2 separate regions of the Mus musculus genome follow, and region 2 is linked to region 1. Evidence: chromatin loops called from intact Hi-C (ENCODE). Cell type or tissue: gastrocnemius. All regions are shown on one strand. Links, peaks and the distances in the headings refer to the core of each region. The heading gives the core; the rest is flanking DNA. Region 1 overlaps 4930522L14Rik. Region 2 holds the start of 5430403G16Rik (RIKEN cDNA 5430403G16 gene).

The links. A loop is a pair of places that touch in the nucleus more often than their neighbours do. Peaks named below come from ENCODE experiments on the same cell type or tissue, not always from the same donor. Only the 100,000 strongest peaks of a DNase experiment are listed, where the experiment ranks them.
Region 2: it touches region 1 in a loop (2.7-fold over the local background); 16 of 42 quality-filtered maps call a loop at or near these places.

The regions. Positions count from the first base shown.
Region 1 is chr5:109,746,977-109,756,644 of GRCm38, reverse strand. It overlaps 4930522L14Rik, which reads left to right. Exons shown (of 3, transcript XM_011249625.2): 2 at 4,774-5,050. Among named protein-coding and RNA genes, the nearest start is that of 4930522L14Rik, 45 kb to the left of the region's middle. In gastrocnemius, for the core only: no CTCF peak of the experiment used is centred there; DNase peaks (open chromatin) are centred at 4,655, 4,986 and 5,135; H3K4me3 peaks cover 1,693 bases; H3K27ac peaks cover 951 bases.
Region 2 is chr5:109,686,413-109,696,080 of GRCm38, reverse strand. 5430403G16Rik (RIKEN cDNA 5430403G16 gene) reads left to right here and starts at 5,247. Exons shown (of 4, transcript NM_001378588.1): 1 at 5,247-5,345. The coding sequence starts at 5,343. It also overlaps the pseudogene Vmn2r-ps23. In gastrocnemius, for the core only: no CTCF peak of the experiment used is centred there; DNase peaks (open chromatin) are centred at 4,666, 4,967 and 5,226; H3K4me3 peaks cover 1,275 bases; H3K27ac peaks cover 321 bases.

The DNA of each region.
Region 1 (9,668 bases), core at 740-8,739:
ATTGACTCAGTAAGTTTTGGCTTCCGTGTAACTTGCAAGTTAAAGTTAATTTTTCCAGCTCTTCTTTATCTCTATACTCTCTTAGTATTGGAATTTCTTATGTTCTTTCTTTTAGGAATTTGAGAGCACTGTGTTTGGGAGAAGTTAGGAAACATAAGGAATGAATGAAGCTGTTGAACTTGGAGATACTGTAGGTGCTAATACTGGATCTAATCTTTCAGATTTAATTTGTTTTCTGGGCCTTGTAGTTACTCAGTAAACCCCTTAGATCTGTGTAATAATTTAATTGTATAACCCTCATTTGTTCCTTTAAAGCCTATTCTAGTCTGTCTGCCTTTAAAACTTGTTGAAATAATGTCGCCAAGATATAAACACATTAGTAAAACTTTTCTTAAATAAAAAAAAGAGAGAGAGAGTCCATCTTCGTGGATCTGCAAAGATCTGCTCCTGAGGGGTGTGCTACTACTTAGTAATTGTTGTATACCTTTAATAATAAATGGAAAAGCATATTAATAGCAGGCATCTTTCCTAAAATGAGTCCCTCACAGCCTTGATTAATAAGGATGCACATGTCCCAGATTATATAATAATCCCCAGCAGCCAGCATCAGCCTGCTAGTTATTAGCTTGTCCCATTATGGCTCCTGACAAGGGCCTTAGGGAAAGCTCCCAAGGCCTGGGCCCCAGATTGTTACTGGTTCTGCCAAGCTTGTTCCTGGGTTTGAGAAAAAGCTATCATTCATCATATATGAGGGCCTCAGAGAAAAGTATGCTTGATTAGGCCAGCCCTCAACACAACAGTTTTGTCTTTTTTTCATAGACTTTCAAGACCAGTGTGATCTTGCCCATGTGGCAGAACTATGCATTTCTCAAGAAAATTAGACCTTTATGGCTCACCAAGCCTTACTGTTGCTTGTGATCCTGTAATGTCCCATTGAGCAGCTTGTTAGAGGCCTGCTCTTTAATATGAGGATTGGCCTGGTAGCTGGTTGTAAATAAGGGGTATATCCTTTATCATGATTTAGAGCCAAATTTAGGAACAGTCCTGGTGAACAAACATCTGTATCCTAGTATCTTAATCTCTAACAGGCTTGGTTAGCATACTACTTACCTGTGGGATGTTCTAGAGGCAGTTCTCCCTCATCTAAATTCTACCTTACCATCTCCTAAGAATTGGTAAATCCTTTCCATCACTGATTATACTCTTCCACATCAGAGTTTAAGATTGGATTGCTACCCAATACATGAGATGCCTTTTACAACCTCCACAAATTAACTCCAAATGGATCTTACACCTAAATGTCAAATGCTAAGCACAGAACTTTTAAAAGACACTAGAGAAACTAGGCCTCTCTAGGTTGGTATCCTGTCAAGGATGTTTCTACACACGAGCCGCTGATGGAAATGCTTTGTACAGACTCAGCCCCCAATAAGTGAAGTTATTCAGAGGCCACCTCTGGTTCCTGAGAATTGTTAGAACCACAAAAGACCTCCCAGGCAGCCACAACTCACCAGTTTCCCACCCAGCCCCAGGGAGGACCCAACACACCAGCTCCCCATGCCTACCCAGCTGCTCTTCCCGACTGTGGACAGTGAGTGTGTGCTAACCACTCCCCAATTTCAGAGCTTGCCTGAACTCACTTCCCATCACCCAACATCAGCATTCAGGGCATCTCTCACAGTACCATTCAAGCCTACTCAGCCACAGGACTGAACCTGCAACATGGCATCCAGGAGAACACCACACCTAGTCTGCCTGGCAGGTCTGCCTGGAGGCCCTGACTAGCCAGTGAGTCTTGAACACCTCCCTTAGAGTTAGAGTGTGCTGAAGGGACACAGCATAGTGTTTCCTGACCAAGTCAGACCTTTTCTTTCTCTACAGAGATTTGCTTTTCAGTAGCACTTGTGACTGCCCTCCAACTGTCCACCCATCTGTCTTCTCACCCAGCCACAGGGAGGACTCAACACTCCAGCTTCCACTGCTCAGTTAGTTGCCTGCTTCTCCCCTTTGTGTGCAGTGGCCTTGTGTTACCAGGTGGAGACTTCAGAGGTTGCCTGAGCTCCCCTCCCTGCACTTAATAGACACTTCTTCCTCTGGGAATCAAGGTAGATGGCTTGCATAGCCCAGTACTCAAGTTGTAGTGGCGTTATTAATCTGTCTCACAGGAGAAGGGTGCCCAGAATATTATCAATTACAGAGGGGTTTTAGGAAACAAGAGTTTTGTTTTGTGCCTTCATGCTGGGTTCAGGCAAACTACAGCTACTTTTCCCCTGGTAGGTCTGAGACAAGCTGGGAGAAAAGCAGGAAACAAATGACAAACACTGTGGAGCACTATTGTTAGCTGGCACATCTTTCTCAGTGGGAAGGATGAAAAACAAAAACCTGTGCACACACACAGCTATTTTAGTAAAGATTCGCTTGATGAACAGAACTGATAGAATGAATCTCTGTATGCATGTTGAAAGTGAATTTATCTTAATATCTCACAGTCTAACAGCAGCTGTCTACCAATGGAAAGTTGAAGAATCCAGTGTGGTTCAGTAAATGTGGTTGGATGTCTCAGTCTTCAGTATATACTGGAGTTTCAATGAAGTTGGATTTTTAATGCCAGGAAAAGAAAGAATGAAAGAAAGAAAGAAAGAGAGAGAGAGAGAGAGAGAGAGAGAGAAGAAAGAAAGCAAGCAGGCAGTGGTGGCACGCCTTTAATCCCAGCACTTGGGAGGCAGAGGCATGTGGATTTCTGAGTTCGAGGCCAGCCTGGTCTACAGAGTGAGTTCCAGGACAGCCAAGGCTACACAGAGAAACCCTGTCTCAAACACAAAAAAAAAAAAAAAAAAAAAAGAAGAAGAAGAAGAAGAAGAAGCAGGAGAAAAGGAAGGAAGGAAGTTGTTAGCCAGATGTAAGGTAAGTAGACAAAGAGAACCAGCTCCCATCTTCAGTGTCCTTTCTCTATGTAGGCTGCCACCAGAAGCTGTGGCCTAGAGTAAAGGGGGGTCTTATCACCTCAAAAAAAAAATCCAAATTAAAGAAGTGTTTTCACAGTTCAAAAAGCTATAATAAAAAAAACCCTCCTCAGTACCCAAAATCTTTCAGTTTTAGTTAATTCCACATGTAGTCAGTTTGACTATAGGAAAAGCCTAAATGCAGGACAAGATGAAAGAACTGAGAAAGATGCCGCCCCCCTCCCCGGTCAGCAAGGTGAGAATAGGAGTCAATTCCAAGGCAGAGATTTCCTTCAAGAAAGGAAGCACTGGGATTTTATTGAAGGAGTCTGGATACGTTCACATCTAGGTTTCCTACTCCTACACGTGCTAAGTTAGCCATCGTTGGACTAGTTGGACTACAGCCTGTGAAATATTCCAATAAATCCACTTTGTACATACCTAGATTCCTCCTATCAGGTCTGTTCATCTAGAGAACCTTCACTAATACAGTTCTATGTGCGAATGTGTGTTCACCTTCCCACGGAGGAAGGTGTGCTGGCTAACAGCAGTGCTCCACAGGTTTGTTATCTGGTTCCTGTTTGTCTCCCAGGGTTCACATACCTACCAGCTGAAAACTAGCTGCACTTTACCTAAGCCCAGCCTGAAGGACACGACCCAAGTGAAATTAGAGTATTTTCCGGTTTATTAGGGGTAGCTCTCTAGAGGATTCACTGATCCCAAGGAAGTAGAGAGTTCACTGGTCCCAAGGAGGTCAGAGAAGTTATGGGGTGGGAGAATAAGGAGCAGAGGTGGGGAGAAAAAGCCAGCAAGGCTAGCTGGGAGAGAAAAATGCAGGGGAGTAGGGATTGGGAGGGGAAGTGGAGGGAGAAGGAGGGAGAAAGACTGGAGAGGGAAGAAAGGGGAGAGAGATCGAGACAGAGAAACAGAGAGACAAAGAGTACAAAATGTCTGGATTATGTAGAAAGGGCTTCTAGGAAGGGAAAGCCTGGCCGCTGGGCTGGGAGTTCAAGGTACAAGGTGGGGTCTGTCAACCTTGCCCTGTAACAGGTGGAGACTGAGGAGTGCTGGGAGAACCTGGAGGCCCAGCTCTAACCTTCCCAGCCTTGGGCAGACTAAGCAGACCTTGAACATTCGCCATGACAACCCAGGACAGAGACATCTGTCTTTGTTGAGGTGCAGGTTCTCATGGGAACTTAGCTGTTTTGGCTGCCTGCACTGACATTGCTCTACAACATACTGCAGCTGAAGAGGGGGATGGGTTTTGTAGGTTTTCCCTTTATAAACGCAAACCTTATTATTAAACTTTGAGCCTTAATCAGAACCTTTGCTTGGCTTCATTCTTCTCTCACCCCAATACCTATTCATTTCCAGTTCCTGTTTCAGATAAACCCAGTTTGCTCAAGGCAGGTGGATGGCTCCTTTGGTGTGTTAGTAATATGCAGATCAGCCTCTGATCCTGGGTCTGAATCCCAACAGCAAGAAAACAGAACTATTGTTTGCCCATGACACAATTTAATTGTTAATATTCTGGGCACCTTTTCGCTTGTGGGACAGATTGATAAATCCCCTGCAGGTTGAGTAATGAATGGGCTATGCAAGCTCCCTACCTTGATTCAAGGAGGAAGAAGGCAAACAACCTAGTGAGTGAGGGAAGCTCTGGCTGACATCAGGCCCTGGCGATCATAGGGTCACTGCCTACCTAGGGGAGGAGCAAGCGGCAGAGCAATGGCAGGGGAGTGGTGAGGCCTCCCTGGGGCTGCGCGGGGAGACAGATCGGTAGCCTATTGGAGGATCGACACAAATACTACAGAATTGGAAATCCCTGCAGGTCTGGACTTGCAGCTTGTTGGGCTGAGAACCTCTACACCGCGTACCTTCAGCACACTCTAACCCTAAGGGAGGTGCTCCAGTCACTCAAGACTTGTTGGCCAATCAGAGTCTCTCGGCGGAACTGCAAATCAAAAGGAAGGCGGGTTTTTCCGGGTGCAGTGGCGCCTGTTTTGCTTAGTTGCGGAGCTGACTTGATTTGTCCCCTGTTCACTGCTCTCTGTCATGCCACTGAATGCTGTTTAGGGTGCTCAGTCAAGCTCCGAAGTTGCGACATGGTGAGTACAGGGTCACTGAAAACAATGGGGAGAAACCGGGGTCTGAGCGGCGCAAACTGCTGGGGTGGGTCTTTCCCGAAACTGCTTGGGAATCTGCGGCCACCTGTGAGGTCCCCTGAGGTCCTAGCCACTCGCGTGACCCAGCTGTAGCGTCTGAATAACTTCACTGTGGGGGCTGCATCTGTGCCGAGCATTTGGCTTGTGTGTAGAGAGATCTTTGGCGTGATCCCAAACTCAGAGAGTCCGACTTTCTACAAGTTCTGTTCTTAGCACTTGAGATTAAGGTGGACAATCCATTTGGAGTTCATTTTGTGGAGGTTGTAAAAGGCATCTCTTGTGCTGGGTAGCAATTCAATGTCAAGCTGTGATGTTAAAGAGTAGAATTGATGATGTAAAGGATTTAGTAAAGCTTAGGAAATAAATAGTAAGGCACTCCAAGTAGAATTTAGCTGAGGGAGGACTGCCTCACACCTCACAGATAAGTACTATGCCAGCCAGGGCAGTTAGAGGTTAGGATGCTAGGATACACATGCTTGTTCACCAGCATTGTCCAGAAATCATAACAAAGGAAACAAACGATTTATAATCTGACACTAGGCCCATCTCCTTATCAAAGAGCAGGCCTCTAACCAGCAGCTCAATGGGGCATTACAGGATCACAACCAACAGCAAGGCCTCTTGTGCCATAAGGTTCAGTTTTCTTCTTGAGAAAAGCATAGTTCTGCCACACTAGTGACAACCATTTGAAAACTTAAAAAAACAAAAGAAAAGAAAAGAAAACAAAAAACCCACAACCATTGCATTGTGTGTAGGCCTGATCCAGCTACACTTTCCCTGAGGTCCCCTTGTCTGGAGCAGGACACAGCTCCTTCTGAAACCCAGGAACAAGCTTGGCAGAGCCATTCACAGCCTGGGCCTAGTCCTTGGGAGCTTTCCCTGAGGCCCTGGGTATAGAGAGAAAACAGGGCTCCTTTACTTCGTTTTTTGTTTTTGTTTTGTAGAACATTTTTAATATTTTCAATTGTTAATATTTTTAAAAGAGAATAATTATTTTAAGATATATTTCACTGTTATATCCTCCTTTTACATTTCTGATTTTATTTTTCTGATTTTATTAATTAGGATACTGTCTCTGTGCCCTCTGGTGAGTCTGGTTTATCTAGTTGATTTTCTCAAAGAAACAGCTCCAGGTCTTGTTGATTCTGTATATAGTTCTATTTGTTTCTATTGTTTGATTTCAGCCCCGAGTCTGACTCTTCCCTGACATCTCCTCCTCTTGGGTGCATTTGCAGAGCTCCTTCTCTAAAACCTGGAATGTGCTTGGGAGCTGGGAATGGTCTGGGGCAGGGCCTTTGGGAGGGGTTGAATCAGATACTGAGAGCACAACTTCCCACCATATGGGGCTGTGGTTATCAGTTCCAAGGCCACTAGACGTTTGGTCAGAAATGTTTTTGAGAACCATTGAGTTTTCACTTGTGCAGCAGTGTTTGATTAGCCTTCTCCTGAGTGTGTCCCATTGTCTGATGTTTCTGCAGACTTCATACTTTCTTCATCTTTCTGCTGACTTCAGAGGTGTCTCCCATCTCCTTCCCTTTCCCTCATGTCAACTGTGTACAAGATGGTATTCTTAAGAAGCTGACTTAGCATAAGCCATAGCTTGTGTAAGACCTCCCCACCCCAGCTTTTATACTTTTCCTTTTCTGATGTTTTTCATCATCTGGAACCTTCCACTTAGGACACTGTCACTAACCTGCTGTGGTAGGGCACTGGTGTCCTTAAGAAATGATCCTGGAATATGCTTGCTGTGCAAATTTCCCATGTGTCTTAGTGGCTAGACTTACAGTCTCCAGTCTGTATTTAAGTTGTTCAAAACTTAACCTGGAACCTGAACCTAGAAGAGACTTAAGGGTGGCAGCATATGTGGAATGCAAAATCCATCCTAGTCTGGCTCCTCTTTAGCCTTAATCAGTGTAGCTGGTCTTTGCTACTTTATGGTGTCTTCTTTTTCCCCTCCCTTAACCCCCTTCCGTGACCCCCGCAACTGTTTCACCCCCTAACAGCAGACAGGAGAGAAACAGGGACGGAGGAGAAAGAGATCCTTGAGTGGAGTTTCTGTCCTTGTACTGGACGCCCCAGCATGAGTCAAACAGTCTCTGATGGGGGAGCAAGGAACAAAATAGGAGGTAGAAGGAAGATGCAAAGCCAAGAGTTAGATTTGGGAGAACTGCTGGCTAATACTGCTGCAGCAGCACCAGCAGCAACCACCAGCCTTGAGTTTATGTTTCATAGTCTTTTTATACCCCACAGAACCTTGGAAAGCAAAGCCACAAGCTAACAGAAACAATTTCCTGAAATATACACAGACTATCCGTACTTTTCCAGAGGCACCTCCCTTGAGCCTCAGGTATACCTCCTCTTATCATTCCATGCCTCATCAGACTGGGAAATCTGCCAACAGACCCTGACCCACCTTGACTGCCTGGATACAAACAAAGAGTAGGGTCAGTTCTAAGGCATAAACAAAGTAGAAATGTAAGAAAAAGAGAGTAAACAAAGTTCCCCGGTCGATGTATTCAGAGTCTTATCAAGATGATCAAGGTATGACAAGATATGAGGAACACATTCCTCAGCTGTACTTTTTTTGAGCTTACTTCCTTGACCTAGCCCAGTGCCAAATATTCTTGCCATTTTTTCCTAGAAGCGGTCCCAAGAACTCTCCCCACCTGGGAGAGTAGAAGATTCTAATAAAATACAAACTTACCATACTAGGGCTCTGTCTGCCCCTAGGGTGGGCTGGAAGGGGAGAGCTGGAAGGCCTGTGCTGTCTGAGTCATTTCATCTCTACTTCTCCAGTAGGAGAGCTGCTACTGTCCTCTGGGCAGTCTAGGAATCAGGAGGAGTAGCTTGCAGGTCCTTTCCATAATTCTCCTCTGATGCAGTTCATCAGAGAGCTGTGAGGGAGACCACAAGCCTTGCCATTGTGATTGTGGCAGCCACCAGGAAGAATAGGTTGACTAAACAATCTTATTGGACTGTGATGGACTGTGAACCAGACTGTGTTTCTTTTGGTACATGTGGTAACCTGGGCAAAAGGCCTTGGCCTCTGTGTGGATTTCCTGGGGAGGAGGAGGTTCTGCAGTTCTGGCCATAGGCAGCTGTGTTGCTTATAATCTCACTGCCCACTGTGCACACACAAGCAGTGCTTTTGGTGTGCAGAAGATGAATTTCAAAACTGAAAATCTGGTTTGTAGAGGTTCTGAACATTTCATTGCAAATTCAGTTTTGTGTGATAAATTTTACAAATAGTTTAGAAACTGGTAGAGATGAGGTTATGGGGATCCTCCTTTGGCCATCTTTGATTAAAATCCTTTTTCCTCTCCACTATCACCAGTCACAATGACTGGAGTGATTCAGGGAAATTCAGTTCCAGGGTCGCCAAGGAGTTTCTGAGATGCAGAGGATTCTTAAGTGTGCATGGTGGTGTGCAGGTGGCTAGGGCAGATTCTACATCATGTGCTATAATCCATGTGGCAGGAAGCAGACATTAAATTATTCTTCAACCTTGGTTTGTGTGTGGGCTCATTGGGGCTGGGTTTGTGTGAGATCTCTAGTGGGTATTAGGTGCGGCAGTGCCCTAGCCCAGCTTTCTGATCACCTCCATACAGAGAGAGCTCTAGAGCCTCTGTTTGGAAGTGAAGTCAGTAGTGGCTGGAGGGTCAGAAATATAACAGTGAGGGATCACTTTTAGTTATTTTTGTGGAATTGTGAAGTCTGTGTTCATTCCATTTGTATACACATGCAATCATTGGTAATATTAGTCATGTTCACATTTTTCCTGGCTGAGTTTCCTTAGGTCTTTTAATTGAAACCTGACTATAATTTGGGGCTTATTTTCTTGGCTTTTTTCCTCTACATTTCTTTATTTTTTCACAAATGTTGTAAAGCTTTTGATTGTTGTAGCTCTGTGATAAGTACAGATGGAATTTACATTGTGCAAAAATGTGTACAATTTCTTCATCATCCTAGTGACAATTCTGAGATTTTTTACCCTTGGCAGGTAGCTTTGGAATCAGATATCCTGTTAGGAGTTTTTTTTTTTTTTTTTTTTTTTTTTAGATTGTTTAGAATTTATGCTGCAAATTAAACCTACCCAACATCCCCCCCCCACTTTTTAAACATCACTATAATGGTGTTGTTTACAGTTGTAAGTGTGTGAAATTGAAGCTGATGCGAAATAATGTACAAGGCTATAGAAAGAGGACTTTAGCATATACTTTAACGACACAGTATATCAGAATACATTATTAGAATCACATAAATGATATCTCCCTAAGTATAAGTTAATTGAGAAAACAAAGAGAGTGTAAATACGATATTGTCCAGTATTGAACACTGAATATGAATGTAGTACATGGTTGTGTATTAGGAATAAATTCTGATAGCAGTAGTTCGGGATATTCCATTGATATTAACTAAAATTATTTAAGGCCACATTGTGTTATAGTTGATATAAAACTGTACACATTTAATATATGTATTTTGATACATTTGGATATAATACCTACACTCAAGCAACCCCATTGTACGTAGTTCTTATAAAAATGACAGGGTTGCCATG
Region 2 (9,668 bases), core at 453-8,452, 60 kb after region 1:
GTTAAGGAGTAGTTGACCTAGCAGGAGATGGGAAGGAGGAAGGAAAACTATTGGGGCTTTTACAGTGATGGGGCTTTTATAATACTGATATGAATCAACATCAGTGACAGGTCCCTAAGTACAAAGTCCCAGAGGATGAAAAAGACAGGAAAAATTATAAGGTAGAAAGTATAGAAGCTGGGGTGGGGAGGCCTTGCAGAAGTTGTCTTATACCAAGTAAGCTTCCTAACAGTAGAACCTTGTGTACTACTTACAGTGGAAAACAGAAAGAAATGGGAAACTTCTATGAAGTCATCAGAAACTCTCACACAATGGGACAAACTCAGGAGGCGATACTCAAGGCATCTTAAAAACATACTGACTAAGCCTACAATGGATTTAGGACTGAAAACCACAGCCCCAGGTGGTGGGAAGAACTGTATTTTCAAAATCTGAAGCCACCCCTCCCCAATGTCCCTGACCCCAGACCATTATCAGCTCTCATAAGCATATTCCTGGCTTTAAAGAAGGAGCTCCATTTGTTTCTCAGTACATCAGGGTCTGCCAGGAGCCTCCCAACCTGGGGTGGGGTAGTAGTGGAGTTACAGAATAGGAGTCTGGTAATGGCTTTAAAGACTTAGGGTCTTGGGGCTTTCCAGCTCTCTAACTGTACTGAAATGCTACTGATGATGTCTAAAAAGTCCTAAAATCTTTCTTGCTCTTTCTGAGGGTAAAAGACTGCTGGCTGAGGTAGCCTAACAGGGGAGGATTAAGCAATGTGGACTTTGCTCTATGTCAGCAGGAACTGCTGGGCTCTAACTTTCAGCCTGCTATTCCAAAAATCTCAAAGAAAAAGGGAGGGACACTTAGAAAAGCTATTATAACATTTATTACTAAGTTGTAAAAAGTTTCCTATGAAAGTTATCTAAGAGGAAAATCAAAAAGATCCTAATTGGGGAAAGTGAACAATTCTCAAAGTGGGGACAGGCAAAAAATTCTAGTCTAAGTGCAGAAGGGCAAAAATTCTTCTTTCTTTTTCTTTTCTCATCTCTCTGTCCTCAGTACTTATCAGAGTACATGATCACATGTTACAAAGTTTATCACAAGTTCGCAGAAAAAATCAAATCATAAACTGAAATAGAAGTTTACAACAGAGAATGTTTACATGCATATTCATTAGGAGTAATTACCTAGCAAGCATCCATCAATTGTCTCATCTCCACAGGCTCAATGAAGGTTTAAAACCATGACTAAGTTATAAGTGAAGTTCTGTATAGATAAACCCAGTCAATACTTTATCTTCTGTCCTAGCACCTATAATAAATCATTAGTTCTTTTTTTATGACCTTTAGTTAATTATATTACAACCTCTTGGAATGTACTCTGAGTAGGAGAACGTCTGGTTGCCATCTAAGAGCAATTAACTGGTGACACTTGAGAGACATAATTTTAGGACTTCTTATGGGATCATCATTAAGACTTAAGTCATCTAGTTGTCTATATGACATCACTACAAGAGAGTGCATCTCCGTGGATCTGCAGAGATCTGCTCCTGAGGGGTGTGCTACTACTTAGTAATTGTTATATACCTTTAATAATAAATGGAAAAGCATATTAATAGCAGAAATATTTCCTAAAATGAGTCCCTCACATCCTTGATTAATAAGGATGCACGTCTCCCAGATTATATAATAATCCGCAGCAGCCAGTGTCAGGATGATCACCTGCTAGTTATTAGCTTGTCCCATTATGGCTCCTGACAAGGGCCTTAGGGAAAGCTCCCAAGGCCTAGGACCCAGGTTGTTACTGGTTCTGCCAAGCTTGTTCCTGGGTTTGAGAAAAAGCTATCATTCATCATATATGAGGGCCTCAGAGAAAGGTATGCTTGATAAGGCCAGCCCTCAACACAACAGTTTTGTCTCTTTTTCATAGACTTTCAAGACCAGTGTGATCTTCCCATGTGTCAGAACTATGCATTTCTCAAGTAAATTAGACCTTTATGGCTCACCAGGCCTTACTGTTGCTTGTGATCCTGTAATATCCCATTGAGCAGCTTGTTAGAGGCCTGCTCTTTAATATGAGGATTGGCCTGGTGGCTGGTTGTAAATAAAGAGTGTTTTCTTTATCATGGTTTAGAGCCAAATTTCTGTACAGTACTGGTGAACAAACATCTGTATCCTAGTATCTTAATCTCTAACAGGCTTGGTTAGCATACTACTTACCTGTGGGATGTTCTAGAGGCAGTTCTCCCTCATCTAAATTCTACCTTACCATCTCCTAAGCACTGGTAAATCCTTTCCATCACTGATTATACTCTTCCACATCAGAGTTTAAGATTGGATTGCTACCCAACACACTAGATGCCTTTTACAACCTCCACAAATTAACTCCAAATGGATCTTACATCTAAATGTCAAATGCCAGCTAACAGGAAACAAGAGTTTTGTTTTGTGCCTTCATGCTGGGTTCAGGCAAACTACAGCTACTTTTCCCCTGGTAGGTCTGAGACAAGCTGGGAGAAAAGCAGGAAACAAATGACAAACACTGTGGAGCACTATTGTTAGCTGGCACATCTTTCTCAGTGGGAAGGATGAAAAACAAAAACCTGTGCACACACACAGCTATTTTAGTAAAGATTCGCTTGATGAACAGAACTGATAGAATGAATCTCTGTATGCATGTTGAAAGTGAATTTATCTTAATTTCTCACAGTCTAACAGTGGCTGTCTACCAATGGAAAGTTGAATAATCCAGTGTGGTTCAGTAAATGTGGTTGGATGTCTCAGTCTTCAGTATATACTGGAGTTTCAGTGAAGTTGGCTTTTTAATGCCAGGAAAAGAAAGAAAGAAAGAAAGAAAGAAAGAAAGAAAGAAAGAAAGAAAGAAAGAAAGAAAGGAAGGAAGGAAGGAAGGAAGGAAGGAAGGAAGGAAGGAAGGAAGGAAGGAAGGAAGGAAGGAAGCAGGCAGTGGTGGCACATGCCTTTAATCCCAGCACTTGGGAGGTAGAGGTAGGTGGATTTCTGAGTTCAAGGCCAGCCTGTTCTACAGAGTGAGTTCCAGGACAGCCAAGGCTACACAGAGAAACCCTTTCTCAAACACACACACACACACACACACACACACACACACACACACACACACACACACAAAAGAAGAAGAATAAAGAAAGGAAGGACAGAAGGAAGTTGGGAAGTTGTTAGCCAGATGTAAGGTAGGTAGACAAAGAGAACCCGCTCCCATCTTCAGTGTCCTTTCTCTATGTAGGGTGCCGACAGAAGCTGTGGCCTAGAGTAAAGGGGGGTCTTATCACCTCAAAAAAATCCAGATTAAAGAAGGGTTTTCACAGTTCGAAAGCTATAAACAAAACAAAACCAAACCAAACAAAAAAACCCACCCCAGTACCCAAACTCTTTCAGGTTTAGTTAATTCCACATGTAGTCAGTTTGACTATAGGAAAAGCCTCAATGAAAGAATGGAGACAGATGTCCCCCCCACCCCCACCCCCGTGGTCAGCAAGGTGAGAATAGGAGTCAATTCCAAGGCAGTGATTTCCTTCAAGAAAGGAAGCACTGGGATTTTATTGAGGGAGTCTGGATACGTTCACATCTAGGTTTCCTACTCCTACACGTGCTAAGTTAGCCATCGTTGGACTAGTTGGACTACAGCCTGTGAAATATTCCAATAAATCCACTTTGTACATACCTAGATTCCTCCTATCAGGTCTGTTCATCTAGAGAACCTTCACTAATACAGTTCTATGTGCGAATGTGTGTTCAGCTTCCCACGGAGGAAGGTGTGCTGGCTAACAGCAGTGCTCCACAGGGTTTGTCATCTGGTTCCTGTTTGTCTCCCAGGGTTCACATACCTACCAGCTGAAAACTAGCTGCACTTTACCTAAGCCCAGCGTGAAGGACTCAACTGAAGTGAAATTAGAGTATTTTCCGGTTATTAGGGGTAGCTCTCTAGAGGATTCACTGATCCCAAGGCAGCAGAGAGTTCACTGGTCCCAAGGAGGTCAGAGAAGTTATGGGATGGGAGAATAAGGAGCAGAGGTGGGGAGAAAAAGCCAGCAAGGCAAGCTGGGAGAGAAAAATGCAGGGGAGTAGGGATTGGGAGGGGAAGTGGAGGGAGAAGGAGGGAGAAAGACTGGAGAGGGAAGAAAGGGGAGAGAGATGGAGACAGAGAAACAGAGACACAAAGAGTACAAAATGTCTGGATTATATAGGAAGGGCTTCTAGGAAGGGAAAGCCTGGCCGCTGGGCTGGGAGTTCAAGGTACAAGGTGGGGTCTGTCAACCTTGCCCTGTAACAGGTGGAGACTGAGGAGTGCTGGGAGAACCTGGAGGCCCAGCTCTAACCTTCCCAGCCTTGCGCAGACTAAGCAGACCTTGAACATTCGCCATGACAACCCAGGACAGAGACATCTGTCTTTGTTGAGGTGCAGGTTCTCATGGGAACTTAGCTGTTTTGGCTGCCTGCACTGACATTGCTCTACAACATACTGCAGCTGAAGAGGGGGATGGATTTTGTAGGTTTTCCCTTTATAAACGCAAACCTTATTATTAAATTTTGAGCCTTGATCAGAACCTTTGCTTGGCTTCATTCTTCTCTCACCCCAATACCTATTCATTTCCACAGGTTTCAGGTAAACCCAGTTTGCCCATGGCAGGTGGATGGCTCCTTTGGTATGTTAATAATATGCAGATCAGCCTCTGTTCCTGGGTCTCAATCCCAACAGCAAGAATACAGAACTATTCTTTGCCCATGACACAATTTAATTGTTAATATTCTGGGCACCTTTTCGCTTGTGGGACAGATTGATAAATCCCCTGCAGGTTGAGTAATGAATGGGCTATGCAAGCTCCCTACCTTGATTTAAGGAGGAAGAAGGCAAACAACCTAGTGAGTGAGGGAAGCTCTGGCTGACATCAGGCCCTGGCGATCACAGGGTTACTGCCTACCTAGGGGAGGAGCCAGCGGCAGAGTAGTGGCAGGGGACTGATGGTTCCTCCATGGGGCTGCGCGGGGAGACAGATCGGTAGCCTATTGGAGGATCGACACAAATACTACAGAATTGGAAATCCCTGCAGGTCTGGACTTGCAGCTTGTTGGGCTGAGAACCTCTACACCGCGTACCTTCAGCACACTCTAACCCTAAGGGAGGTGCTCCAGTCACTCAAGACTTGTTGGCCAATCAGAGTCTCTCGGCGGACCTGCAAATCAAAAGGAAGGCGGGTTTTTCCGGGTGCATTGGAGCCTGTTTCGCTTAGTTGCTGAGCCTACTTGATTGGTCCCCTGTTCTGTGCTCTCCGTCCTGAGGCTGAATGCTGTTTAGGGTGCTCAGGCAAGCTCCGAAGTTGCGACATGGTGAGCACAGGGTCACTGAAAACAATGGGGAGAAGCAGCGCGAGCTGCTAGTGTGGGTCTTTCCCTGCGCTGCGTGGGAATCCGCGGCCACCTGTGAGGTCCCCTGTGGTCCTAGCCACTCGCGGGTCCCAGCTGTAGCGTCTGAATAACTTCCCCGTGGGGGCTGCATCTGTGCTGAGCATTTGGCTTGTGTGTAGAGAGATCTTTGGCGTGATCCCATACTCAGAGAGTCCAACTTTCTACAAGTTCTGTTCTTAGCACTTGAGATTAAGGTGGACAATCCATTTGGAGTTCATTTTGTGGAGGTTGTAAAAGGCATCTCTTGTGCTGGGTAGCAATTCAATGTCAAGCTGTGATGTTAAAGAGTAGAATTGATGATGTAAAGGATTTAGTAAAGCTTAGGAAATAGTAAGGCACACCAAGTAGAATTTAGCTGAGGGAGGACTGCCTCACACCTCACAGATAAGTACTATGCCAACCAGGGCAGTTAGAGGTTAGGATGCTAGGATACACATGCTTGTTCACCAGCATTGTCCAGAAATCATAACAAAGGAAACAAACGATTTATAATCTGCCACTAGGCCCATCTCCTTATCAAAGAGCAGGCCTCTAACTAGCAGCTCAATGGGGCATTACAGGATCATAACCAACAGCAAGGCCTCTTGTGCCATAAGGTTCAGTTTTCTTCTTGAGAAAAACATAGTTCTGCCACACTGGCTAGATGGCATCTAGTGACAACCATTTGAAAACTTAAAAGAACAAAACAAAAAGCCCACAACCATTGCATTGAGTGCAGGCCTGATCCAGCTACACTTTCCCTGAGGTCCCCATGTCTGGAGCAGGCCACAGCTCCTTCTGAAACCCAACAACATGCTTGGCAGAGCCATTCACAGCCTGGGCCTAGTCCTTGGGAGCTTTCCCTGAGGCCCTGGGTATAGAGAAAACAGGGCTCCTTGACTTCGTTTTTTTTTTGTTTTTTGTTTTTTTTTTTGTTTTGTAGAACATTTTCAATATTTTCAATTGTTAATATTTTTAAAAGAGAATAATTATTTTAAGATATACTTCACTGTTATATCCTCCTTTTCATTTCTGATTTTATTAATTAGGATACTGTCTCTGTGTCCTCTGGTTAGTCTGGTTTATCTAGTTGATTTTCTCAAAGAAACAGCTCCTGGTCTTGTTGATTCTGTATATAGTTATTTTTCTTTCTACTGCTTGATTTCACCCCGGAGTCTGATTCTTTCCTGACATCTCCTCCTCTTGGGTGCATTTGCAGAGCTCCTTCTCTAAATTCAGGAATGTGCCTGGGAGCTGGTAATGGTCTGGGGCAGGGCCTTTGGGAGGGGTTGAATCAGATTCTGAGAGCACAACTTCCCACCATATGGGGCTGTGGTTATCAGTTCCAAGGCCACTAGAGGCTTGGTCAGAAATGTTTTTTAGAAACACTGAGTTGTCCCTTGTGCAGCAGTGTTTGATTAGCTTTCTCCTGAGTGTGTCCAATTGTCTGATGTTTCTGTGGACTTCATACTTTCTTCATCTTTCTGCTGACTTCAGAGGTGTCTCCCATCTCCTTCCTTTTCCCTCATGTCAATCGTGTACAAGATGGTATTCTTAAGAAGCTGACTTAGCATAAGCCATAGCTTGTGTAAGACCTCCCCACCCCAGCTTTTATACTCTCTACCTTTTCCTTTTCCGATGTTTTTCATCATCTGGAACCTTCCACTTAGGACGCTGTCACTAACCTGCTGTGTTAGGGCACTGGTGTCCTTAAGAAATGATCCTGGAATATGCTTGCTGTGCAAATTTCCCATGTGTCTTAGTGGCTAGACTTGCAGTCTCCAGTCTGTATTTAAGTTGTTCAAAACTTAACCTGGAACCTGAACCTAGAAGAGACTTAAGGGTGGCAGCATATGTGGAAGGCAAAATCCATCCTAGTCTGGTTCCTCTTTACCCTTAATCAGTGTAGCTGGTCTTTGCTACTTTATGGTTTCTTCTTTTTCCCCTCCCTTAATCCCCTTCCGTGACCCCCCCGCAACTGTTTCACCCCTTAACAGCAGACAGGAGAGAAACAGGGATGGAGGAGAAAGAGGTCCTTGAGTCGAGTTTCTGTCCTTGTACTGGATCCCCCAGCATGAGTCAAACAGTCTCTGATGAGGGAGCAAGGAACAAAATAGGAGGTAGAAGGAAGATGCAAAGCCAAGAATTAGATTTGGGAGAACTGCTGGTTAATACTTCAGCAGGAGCACCAGCAGCAACCACCAGCCTTGAGTTTATTTTTCATAGTCTTTTTATACCCCACAGAACCTTGGAAAGCAAAGCCACAAGCTAACAGAAACAATCTCCCGAAATATACACAGACTATCGGTTCTTTTCCAGAGGCACCTCCCTTGAGCCTCAGGTATACCTCCTCTTATCATTCCATGACTCATCAGACTGGGAAATCTGCCAACAGACCCTGACCCACCTTGACTGCCTGGGTACAAACAAAGAGTAGGGTCAGTTTTAAGGCATAAACAAAGTAGAAATGTAAGAAAAAGGGTGTAAACAAAGTTCCCCGGTTGCTGTATTCAGAGTCTTATCAAGATGATCAAGGTATGACAAGATATGAGGAACACATTCCTCAGCTGTACTTTTTTTGAGCTTACTTCCTTGACCTAGCCCAGTGTCAAATATTCTTGCCATTTTTTCCTAGAAGCGGTCCCAAGAACTCTCCCCACCTGGGAGAGTAGAAGATTCTAATAAAATACAAACTTACTATACTAGGGCTCTGTCTGCCCCTAGGGTGGGCTGGAAGGGGAGAGCTGGAAGGCCTGTGCTGTCTGAGTCATTTCATCTCTACTTCTCCAGTAGGAGAGCTGCTACTGTCTTCTGGGCAGCCTAGCAATCAGGAGGAGTAGCTTGCAGGTTCTTTCCATAATTCTCCTCTGATGCAGTTCATCAGAGAGCTGTGAGGGAGACCACAAGCCATGCCATTGTGATTGTGACAGCCACCAGGAAGAACAAGTTGGCTAAACAATCTTATTGGACTGTGATGGACTGTGAAACAGACTGTGTTTCTTTTGGTACATGTGGTAACCTGGGCAAAAGGCCTTGGCCTCTGTGTGCATTTCCTGGGGAGGAGGAGGTTCTGCAGCTCTGGCCATAGGAAGCTGTGTTGCTTATAATCTCACTGCCCGCTATGCACACACAAGCAGTGCTTTTGTTATGAGAAGATGAATTTCAAAACTGAAAATCTGGTTTGTAGAGGTTCTGAACATTTCATTGCAAATTCAGTTTTGTGTGATAAATTTTACAAATAGTTTAGAAACTGGTAGAGATGAGGTTATGGGGATCCTCCTTTGGCCATCTTTGATTAAAATCCTTTTTCCTCTCCACTATCACCAGTCACAATGACTGGAGTGATTCAGGGAAATTCAGTTCCAGGGTCGCCAAGGAGTTTCTGAGATGCAGAGGATTCTTAAGTGTGCATGGTGGTGTGCAGGTGGCTAGGGCAGATTCTAAATCATGTGCTATAATCCATGTGGCAGGACGCAGACATTAAATTATTCCTCAACCTTGGTTTGTGTGTGGGCTCATTGGGGCTGGGTTTGTGTGAGATCTCTAGTGGGTATTAGGTGCTGCAGAACCATAGCCCAGCTTTCTGATGACCTCCATACAGAGAGAGCTCTAGAGCCTCTGTTTGGAAGTGAAGTCAGTAGTGGCTGGAGGGTCAGAAATATAACAGTGAGGGATCACTTTTAGTTATTTTTGTGGAGTTGTGAAGTCTGTGTTCATTCCATTTGTATACACATGCAATCATTGGTAATATTAGTCATGTTCACATTTTTCCTGGCTGAGTTTCCTTAGGTCTTTTAATTGAAACCTGACTATAATTTGGGGCTTATTTTCTTGGCTTTTTTTCCTCTACATTTCATTATTTTTTCACAAATGTTGTAAAGCTTTTGATTGTTGTAGCTCTATGATAAGTATGGATGGAATTTATATTGTGCCAAAATGTGTACAATTTCTTTATCATCCTAGTGACAATTCTGAGATTTTTTCCCATGGCAGGTAGCTTTGGAATCAGCTTTCCTGTTAGGAGTTTTTTTTTAGATTGTTTAAAATTTATGCTGCAAATTAAACCTACCCAACACCCCCCCCCTTTTAAACATCACTATAATGGTGTTGTTTACAGTTGTAAGTGTGTGAAATTGAAGCTGATGTGAAATAATGTATAAGGCTATAGAAAGAGGACTTTAGCATAGACTTTAGTGACACAGAGTACATCAGAATACATTATTAGAGTCACATAAATGATATCTCCCTAAGTATAAGTTGAGAAAA